2 separate regions of the Homo sapiens genome follow, and region 1 is linked to region 2. A link is a contact called in ENCODE Hi-C data. All regions are on one chromosome and are shown on one strand. The core of a region is the stretch at or near the end of the contact, and the rest is flanking DNA. Distances in the headings are between cores, read along the strand shown.

Region 1 (4,179 bases), core at 165-2,664, 64 kb before region 2:
TGTCCATATTTCATCTTGATACGTTATTTTTTGCCTAGCACAGTGTCTTGCCTATGGGAAGCATCATATATGTTTTAAATACATCTATACAGTTTAATTGAATGCTAATAAATTACTCCCCCAACTCAGTAATAATGGAGAGAAGGCCAAATGGAAGTGAGGGTGTGGTCATACTCGGAAGGGATTCTTGAAACTGTCTGGTAGAAATAAGGCTTCTATTAATAAATCAGTCAATTCAATTAAACACTAGACTAGTGTCCATTTAATCAGCTTCTGAATTTTGGGTGTACAAGCAAAATAGTGTACGGTTTGGGTGAGTCTGGTTTGTTTTGTGTTTTCCACTATGAAAAAAATCAGAACCACTAGAGGTCACTCCAGTTATTAGCAAGAACTGGTTAGGCTAGTCTTTGTCTTACAGGACAAGGCAGCTCTGGCAAGCCTGCCTAAATTTTGCCATCAGCAGAAGCAGAATAAAAGTTAACTTCAATGCTCATAAATGGTTAGTACAAGTCTATGGTTTGCTCTATCCCATTACGCCATCCTGATTTACCTTCCTCCGTACCATTTCTTTCCGCTGTACCATTTCAATAATAACCTCAGCAGCTGTGTCTACTATGTGTTTATTATGCATCAGGCAATATTCCAAGGATTTTGCATCATTATCATCTTTACTTTGCACAGCAACCCTATGAGGGCTGTACCATTACTGCTACCATTTTACAGAAGATAAAATCAAGGCTCAGAGAATTCACAAAGCTGAGTGACAAGGCTGAGATTCAAACCCAGAGCCCACACTGGTAGACACAGATCGGATCCCATTAACAACAATGGGGTATGCTTGACTCTTATTTTCTATTTAAACAACAGGTTTGAGTGTTGTAACAGGAGAAAAGTTTCGGAATGCATATATGTGGCAACAGGAAGCACTTTGGCATCCCTCAAATCATACTCTACAGGTCAAGCAAATGCAGAGTTGTGTGTGTGTGTGTGTGTGTATGTGTGTGTGTGTGTGTATTTGGGAGGGGAGAGAGAATAGAGGGGAGTATGGAAAATGGATCTAACAAGTTAAAGGTGGGATTGCTGTTCGACATAGTCAAATGGCCAGGCCAGCAGACCCATAAGTCCATCACTTCCAAGTGACTTATCCAAAAGAAAAATAAAACACACCTTCCCAACCCTGCCATTAAAAAGATACTACTCAATCTGAGCAGCGGTTGTGTACTGTGTCTAAAGCCATGAAAGCACCTTTTCTACAGCATCTCGGAACATGTTCAGCGATTTGGTGAAAGACCCAGGAGCTCTTATTCACACCCTGCTTTAAGCAGTAGAGAGCTCTGCTGGCTCAACAAAGCATTTTTTTTTTTCCCCAAGGATTGATAGTATCTATGTATTTACATAATACCTCTGCCTGTGGCAAGCCTGACTTAGATGAAGAAGTGGAGGCTGAGGGAATTTAAAGACACTTGCCTCAGGTTACAAAGCAAGTCAACACAGATGGAGTTTAGCATCCCCAGCCCTGGAGTTTCCACTCAGTTCTTGGGCTGCTAGGACCCTGCATTGTGCTTGTTGGTATTAAACCTGAAGATCTCCCTTGTAGAATGTTCTCACAGGATCCCGCTCACCAAAAGGTGACGGGGGATTACAGTTTACCCTAACAAGGCCAACATCTTAATCTCATAATGAAACCTTCTGAGGATCCCCTCTGCTTTCACTCTGAGCCCCCATAAAAACCAATCATCATGTATACCCCTCCACCAAATGGTCGCTGCGATTGGCACCTGTCCTGGCCTGTGCCTTTGGAATGGAAAGTCAGGATAGTTTCAAAGTTTCATATACAATAACAGGAAAAAAAAATGAAACAAAGGAACATTTTAAGCAGCAGTCCCCACCTCTGAGCTGTTTCTTTCCAATCTCAGCCAAAGCTTTGCATACCTCAAATCCCCTGAGAGCAGAGAAGACTATAAAACAAACAGTTAAGATTTTTTGGTGGGGGAAGGCGGTGGGGGGGCCACAACAGAGGAAATAAAAATTGTTATAAGCTTTATCTTCTAGCATAGCTTGCTGCCTTTCACAATGTTCTAAAATGACAGAGAGAGTTGAGAAGAAGGAAAAATTGAATTCCAATTTATTTATCTCACACTCTCTAGCATTAGTACAAGAAGTAGTATTTGCTGGAAAGATGTTAAAGTAGCATTTGCATTTCAAGTCATTCTTCACATTTTAACTTATATATAAGGAACAATAAAAGTCCTAGATTAGAGACTCTTTTCAACTTGAAAGGTGGGAAAACAGGATTTAAAGGAAAAGAAAGAGGAAACCTGGTAATAGATTGTGTCCTATATAACAATCAATATTCTCTAGTTGACGGGTTCATTAGCTATTAAAACGAAGAGCCTTTCTGGAGAAAAATCATTATAAAAAGTACCATGGATGGGGCTTACTGTTGTCAGAGAGGTAATGGTTATGCTAGAGAGTACTCTGAAGAAGAAATCTGAAGAACTGCATCTTTGTGCATGTCAATTTCTCAGGACCTCAGTTTCTTCACTTAGAAAACCTGAGTAATAATATTCTATCATTTCTTTCTTGTTAACCTTTCTTGTAGACATGTTTTATATCATAGATATTTTATTAGAATCAAACAAGCCTTTTAATGTAACAGACACAAGAAAAAATTTTATTAGATAGCATCTTTCAATTAAGGTCTTAAAAAATTCTCAGTTGAGTATTCCCATTTTATGATTTAGAAAGATACATAACAAAGGCAGATAAAGAGATCATGTTAAATTATTTGCTTTAAGTTCCCCCCAAATTGAGCTAGTGTCACCAATGGAGTTGTAATGGCCAGTACATTCTTCCACTTGCCAGGACAAACACCTTGCTGTCAATCTTGGCTTCTTTCTTTCTCTAACGCTCCCAATTCATTCCAATAGGAAGTCCTGTGAGGTCTCTATTTGTGACATATATCCAGCGTCTGACTACTTCTCATTGCTTCCATTGCCACCTCCCTGGTCTGGGTCACTAACTGCACTACTGCAACTGCCTCCTAACGGCTTCCACCTGGGCATCTCCCCACAAATCTATTCTCAAAACAGCAACCAGAGGGATACTTCAAGATGCAAGTTAGACCATTTTCCTCCTCTGCATCAAATGCTCCAGTGGCTCTCATCTCCCTCAGAGAAGCAAATCCTTTCAATAGGCTCCAAGGCTGTATACATCTCGCCCCCTGCTAACTCACTATTTTCCGCCATGCAGCCATGCTGGCCTTTGCACTGTTCCCTGAACACAGTTACTTTTGCATCTCAAGACTCCCATGCCTTTGTTTTCTCTGCCTGGGTTACTCTTTCTCCAGATATCCTCATGTTCTCACCTCATCTCACTCACCTCCTCATGTGCTTCTGAAAAGTCACTCTCTCCGTGAGGTCCTTTCTCAGCTTTATATTTAAAATCGAAATCCACCACAACCCACAGGATTGCCCGGCCCCCTTCCCTTTTTATTGTTCTCCACACTACCTCCCATCTTCCCATCTTCTAATACCTACTTTACTTAGTTCTTTGTTTGTTGCTTGCTTTTCTCCTCCCCCATTAAATAACTCTTTTTAAAATTATAATTGCCACTTTTATTTTAGATTCAGGGGGTACATGTGCAGGTTTGTTACATGGGTACATTGCATGATGCTGAGGTTTGAGATATGAATGATCTTGTCCCCCAGGTAGTGAGTATAGTACCCAGTAGGTAGTTTCTCAGACTTTGCCTTCCTCCCCTTCTCCTCCCTCTAGGAGTCCCCAGAATTTTTGTCTCTTTAGTTGTCTTTTCATCCCCAGATCTTAGAATAGTGCTTGACATATAACAGGTGCTCAATGACTATTTGCTCAACGAGTAAATGATGCAATAGAGACCCAGACACCTCAGCCTTAGAATGTTTGACTTCTCCTAAGAACCCAGGAAACTTCTATTTCACTTATCATAACTAATTCACAGTCTCTTTGTAAGGTAGGTGTTTTTAACCCATATTTTACTGGGGGAAAATGACATACCAGGTGGTTGTCTTCCTTTAAGTCATATAAGCAGTTAAAGATGAACTTCATGAGAGGCCTAGGCTTTTGGACCCAAAATTTTCACATCCTTCACTCCCCCAGGTCCCCCAAAGAGCAGGATAAATTTTCAAAGCTGAAGTGCTA
Region 2 (4,070 bases), core at 696-3,195:
TATAGTAACACTTTTATACTATTCTGTAAAGGGTCAGGTAGTGGATAATTTCAGATTTGCAAGACCTGTGGTCTCTGTTGCACCTATTTATCCTTGCCATTGTGGCTTGAAAGTAACCACAGATAATACACAAACGAATGAGAATGTTCAATGAAATTTTATTTGAAAACACAGGCAGAGGACTGGATTTGGACTGTGAGCAGTAGTTTGCCAACCCCTTCCATAGAGGATAATTTATTTCAAGAAATCCCTTAATTTTATATAATATTGCATTATGGTTAAGGCTCCAGAGCCTTGGGTAGCTCTGAAGCTACCCAAGCTGTGTGTCTGACATAAATAAACTCCGGACATGAGAAAGTATTGCCGTGCCTGTTGTCAGGCTTTGAAACCAGTAAAAGGTGATTTGGGATGATCTTGCTCAAGTAGCTTCATCTCTTTAAACCTTAATTTCCTCATCTGTAAAATGGGATAACACCGATCCATAAAGTGATTGTGAAGGGCTATGAGCTATTGTTTATTGGGGCTGATTTTACTTAGATCAGCTGGTTTCCCTGGATTTGGGGCTCTTCTCTGTCAATGTTAAGTGTGAAATATTCTCCTGAGAGTCTTTCTAGCTTCTGTCATTCAGATGCCACATATGTGGTGATTGTTGTAAATCACCAGGATGAGAGACATCACTACCAGCTTCCACCTCCCCAGATCTCTTCATTCTACTTTGATCTTCCAGGTATAATAAAAATGTTCAGGTTTCCTGTGGAAGTTTCTTAGAGCGAGTGATTATTTCTTAAGAAGAGTTTAATCAGCTTCAGTTATTTGGTTCATTAGGAAGGTAAACAACTACAATTGAAGTCCTCATGTGGGAGTCTTTCTTCGTGTGAGCCACCATGTTGAGGCATGGAGACCATGGGATATAGGGTCCTGTTTGTAAGGTGATGCTATCTTTTGCCCTCTTTACCCTTAGGTTTTTCTAGACATGAAACGCTTAAAAGTGACTTATGCAGTCACTTTTAGCCAGGAGGCAATTCATAAAATGCCTCGATAGAAAATATTAGAGAGAGATGAAGGATTGTACCAGGTTAAGGATCTTTGCAGGTTACCTGGTGCCCAAGATCATCCCTTCAAGGCCATCACACTGGGCTGTCCCTCAGATTGGGTAACTTTACTTCCTCTTGACCTCCATAGCACTTACACACTGTAGTGTAATTGCCTGTTTTCTAGTCTCAGGGCTTAGCACAGTGCCTGGTGCTTAGTAGGGGTTCCATCAACTTTTGATGAGTGCCCATGAGAATAAGTATCATCAATGATATTAAGTAAAAGGACACGCAAGAAAGAACTGGCCGAGACAATATTTAAAATAAAGAGGAGTCATTGCTGTGAAGAGAGTTATTGCTAAACCCTGCATTTATTTTAGTATCAGCAGACCTACACCCCTCCCGTGGCATAATTCCGTTTCAAAAAGTAAACTAGAATCAGCAACATCACAAAGAAATGATAAGAATAGGGGCCAATAGGGACAGGGGAAAGAAACTGCCCTAAACCCTTTTGTGTTTTTCATTCCTTGTTAATTCATTCCATTTCTCAAGTCACTTCCCCTTCTAAGGAAAGGAGCAGAGATGCTCGGCATCTTCCTTTGGTTGCTACTTATCCAGATGGGTGGTAAGTCCATTGGGCAAAGGTCATGTCTACACTCCACAGACCTTTCAAAAATATTTACTATCTAGGTGGGAGCCAATCCTTGCTCACAAATCTGACCCACCAGAGAAAAGAATGCAGAGTCTGCAGAAACCAACCACCTTCCCCTTGTGCTCAGGTTAAACTTTCCACCCCGATGCCAGACCACAGAGAACAGCCGCTTCCTGGAAATTGGGCAGCACCGAAATGACCTTCAGCCAGTGTTGCCCTGGAGACCGTTGCAGTGTGTTGGAACCAGCCACGGGGCTGCGTGTCTCCGTGCTGACCTCACTGAAGGGAAGGGCAAGGTCAGGAGGCCACGGAAGAGCCAATTCTGTGTGGTATGTTGATTTGGGCAAATATGTTTATACATCAAACCTCTGTTTTTGGTGCTTCCATTTTCTAACTAAATGCTCTCCTCTTCCAAATTGTAGCACAGTGGCTTCTGTTCTCAGAAGGTTTGTCCCACACCAAACGGGAGCAGTCTATGTGATTGAGACTCTGGGTTTGGGGAGACCAAACTCTCCATAGCAGTGATTTAGGCATTTGAGGGATAATCAGAAGCGAACAGTGGAACCTGGCTTGCCTTTCTTTCATGCCATGCCAAGACTCTCGTCCTCAACCCTTTGCCCTCCATACCCTTAAAAGAAGACTGGGAATTGGGGGCAGTGGCTCACACCCATAATCCCGGTGCTTTTTTGAGGCCAAAGTAGGACAGTCACTTGACGCCAGGAGTTTGAGACCAGCCTGGGCACCCAGTGAGACCCTGTCTCTACAAAAAAAAAAAAAAAAAAAAAAAAGCCAGGTGTGATGGCTTATGCCTGTAATCCCAGCACTTTAGGGGGCAGAGGCAGGCAGATCACCTGAGGTCAGGAGTTGGAGTCCAGCCTGGCCAACACGGCGAAACCCCATCTCAATTAAAAATACAAAAATTAGCCAGTTGTGGTGGTGCGTGCCTGTAATCCCAGCTACTCGGGAGCGTGAAGCAGGAGAATTGCTTGAACCTGGGAGGCAGAGGTTGCAGTGAGCCGAGATCGTGCCATTGCACTCCAGCCTGGGCAACAGAGCGGGACTTTGTCTCAAAAACAAAACAAAACAAAACAAAATTACCCAGGTCTTTTGGCATGTGCCTGTAGTCCCAGCTACTCAGGAGGCTGAGGTGGTAGGATCAATCGAGGCCAGGAGTTCAAGGTTAGAGTGAGCTGTGATCTCACCACTGTACACCATCCTGGGCAACAGAGTGAGACCCTATCTCAAAATAAATAAATACATACATACATACTTTCATAAAATAAAAAATAAAATTTCACTTCTACTGCCCTTGCCTCAAATAAGAACTTGGAATGCTCAGCCTAGTTGGCTGTAATATGGGCTTTTAGGTGCTTAGGATTTGTACTTAAGGAACAAAGAACTTGCTATTTACCAGGTAGTAAAAAACACTTCAAGTCCTTAAACATTATTTTTACTGTAAGGGAAGCACTTGTCAGCCCCCCAGTCATTTCAGATATGATTTCCGAAAGGGACATTCTTTCATTCTTCTCTCCTTACAGGCATAAACATTCTGCATTTTAAACTGGAAACATACAATGTTATCTACTTCTGGTGTCTTATGTAACTTTCCAGGAATGCTGAAAGACTTTCCGGGCTCCGTGAGGTTGGGAATGGGGGAAAGGCAGAGGGGGCTGAAGGTGGGGGTTAGGGCAGACTCGAGGGACAAGGAAAAAATCCACTTTTTCCATACATCACTACATTGGCTGTTTGTGACAAGAAGTTATTGCAATTAAGATACAAGCCGGATGTGTGGGCTAAAAAACCTCAGCTGATATCACAAGCATTTATTGATAATGAAAACTTGGAGGAAGAGATCTGGAAAATTGTTGTCTTTAGTGGTTTCCTATGCAAGAGAACAAACCATATGGATTAATAAAAAAGTGCTCTACCTTATCTAGGAGAAGAAAAAACTGTTTATTTTGCTGCAAAAAGAATGTTTCTGTCAAGTCTTAAGTGTCAATCTTCTAGGTTAGGGCTTTACATTGCACACACCACCACATAAGTACATTGTCTTGCTTTAAACAATCATTTTGGCGTTGTTAAATGACCTGGCCAAACAGCCTCAGCTATAAGAATAAGGGATAAACATTCAGAGTAAATCAGCATCTATAAATCCTTGATCACGTGAGCCACTTTAACACAACCAAACCTGAATTAGCCTATCAGAATAGGTAATGACCCCTCTATACTTCATGAAGTAAAACGGGTTTCCTTTGAGAATATGCTATTTTCAAGCAAGACATTAGCAAGGAAATGCCTAAAATGTGTCCTGGAATATCTTTTGCAAATGCAATGAAAAGGTAATGGGAATAACAAGTGAAAAGAAGAACCCTCAAGGGACTAGTTTA

The links. Hi-C counts contacts between places; a loop is a spot of excess contacts on that map. Pooled maps may share reads with other maps.
Region 1: a loop to region 2 is called in a map of endothelial cell of umbilical vein, with 6 times the contacts of the local background. The contact joins two enhancer-like sites. A Hi-C loop is called at or near these places in 5 of 168 maps with a recorded cell type or tissue (Caco-2, Calu3, PC-9 and 2 more), 6 of 37 single-sample maps with no recorded cell type and 8 of 50 pooled maps.

The regions. Positions count from the first base shown.
Region 1 is chr6:12,599,791-12,603,969 of GRCh38, reverse strand. No RefSeq gene overlaps it. Among named protein-coding and RNA genes, the nearest start is that of LINC02530, 16 kb to the right of the region's middle. Within about 2 kb of position 1,414, at least 3 of the 41 ENCODE cell types and tissues checked have a DNase peak (open chromatin) inside an H3K27ac peak, as active enhancers do; they include endothelial cell of umbilical vein, where a contact is called at or near this core.
Region 2 is chr6:12,536,871-12,540,940 of GRCh38, reverse strand. No RefSeq gene overlaps it. Among named protein-coding and RNA genes, the nearest start is that of LINC02530, 46 kb to the left of the region's middle. Within about 2 kb of position 1,945, at least 7 of the 41 ENCODE cell types and tissues checked have a DNase peak (open chromatin) inside an H3K27ac peak, as active enhancers do; they include endothelial cell of umbilical vein, where a contact is called at or near this core.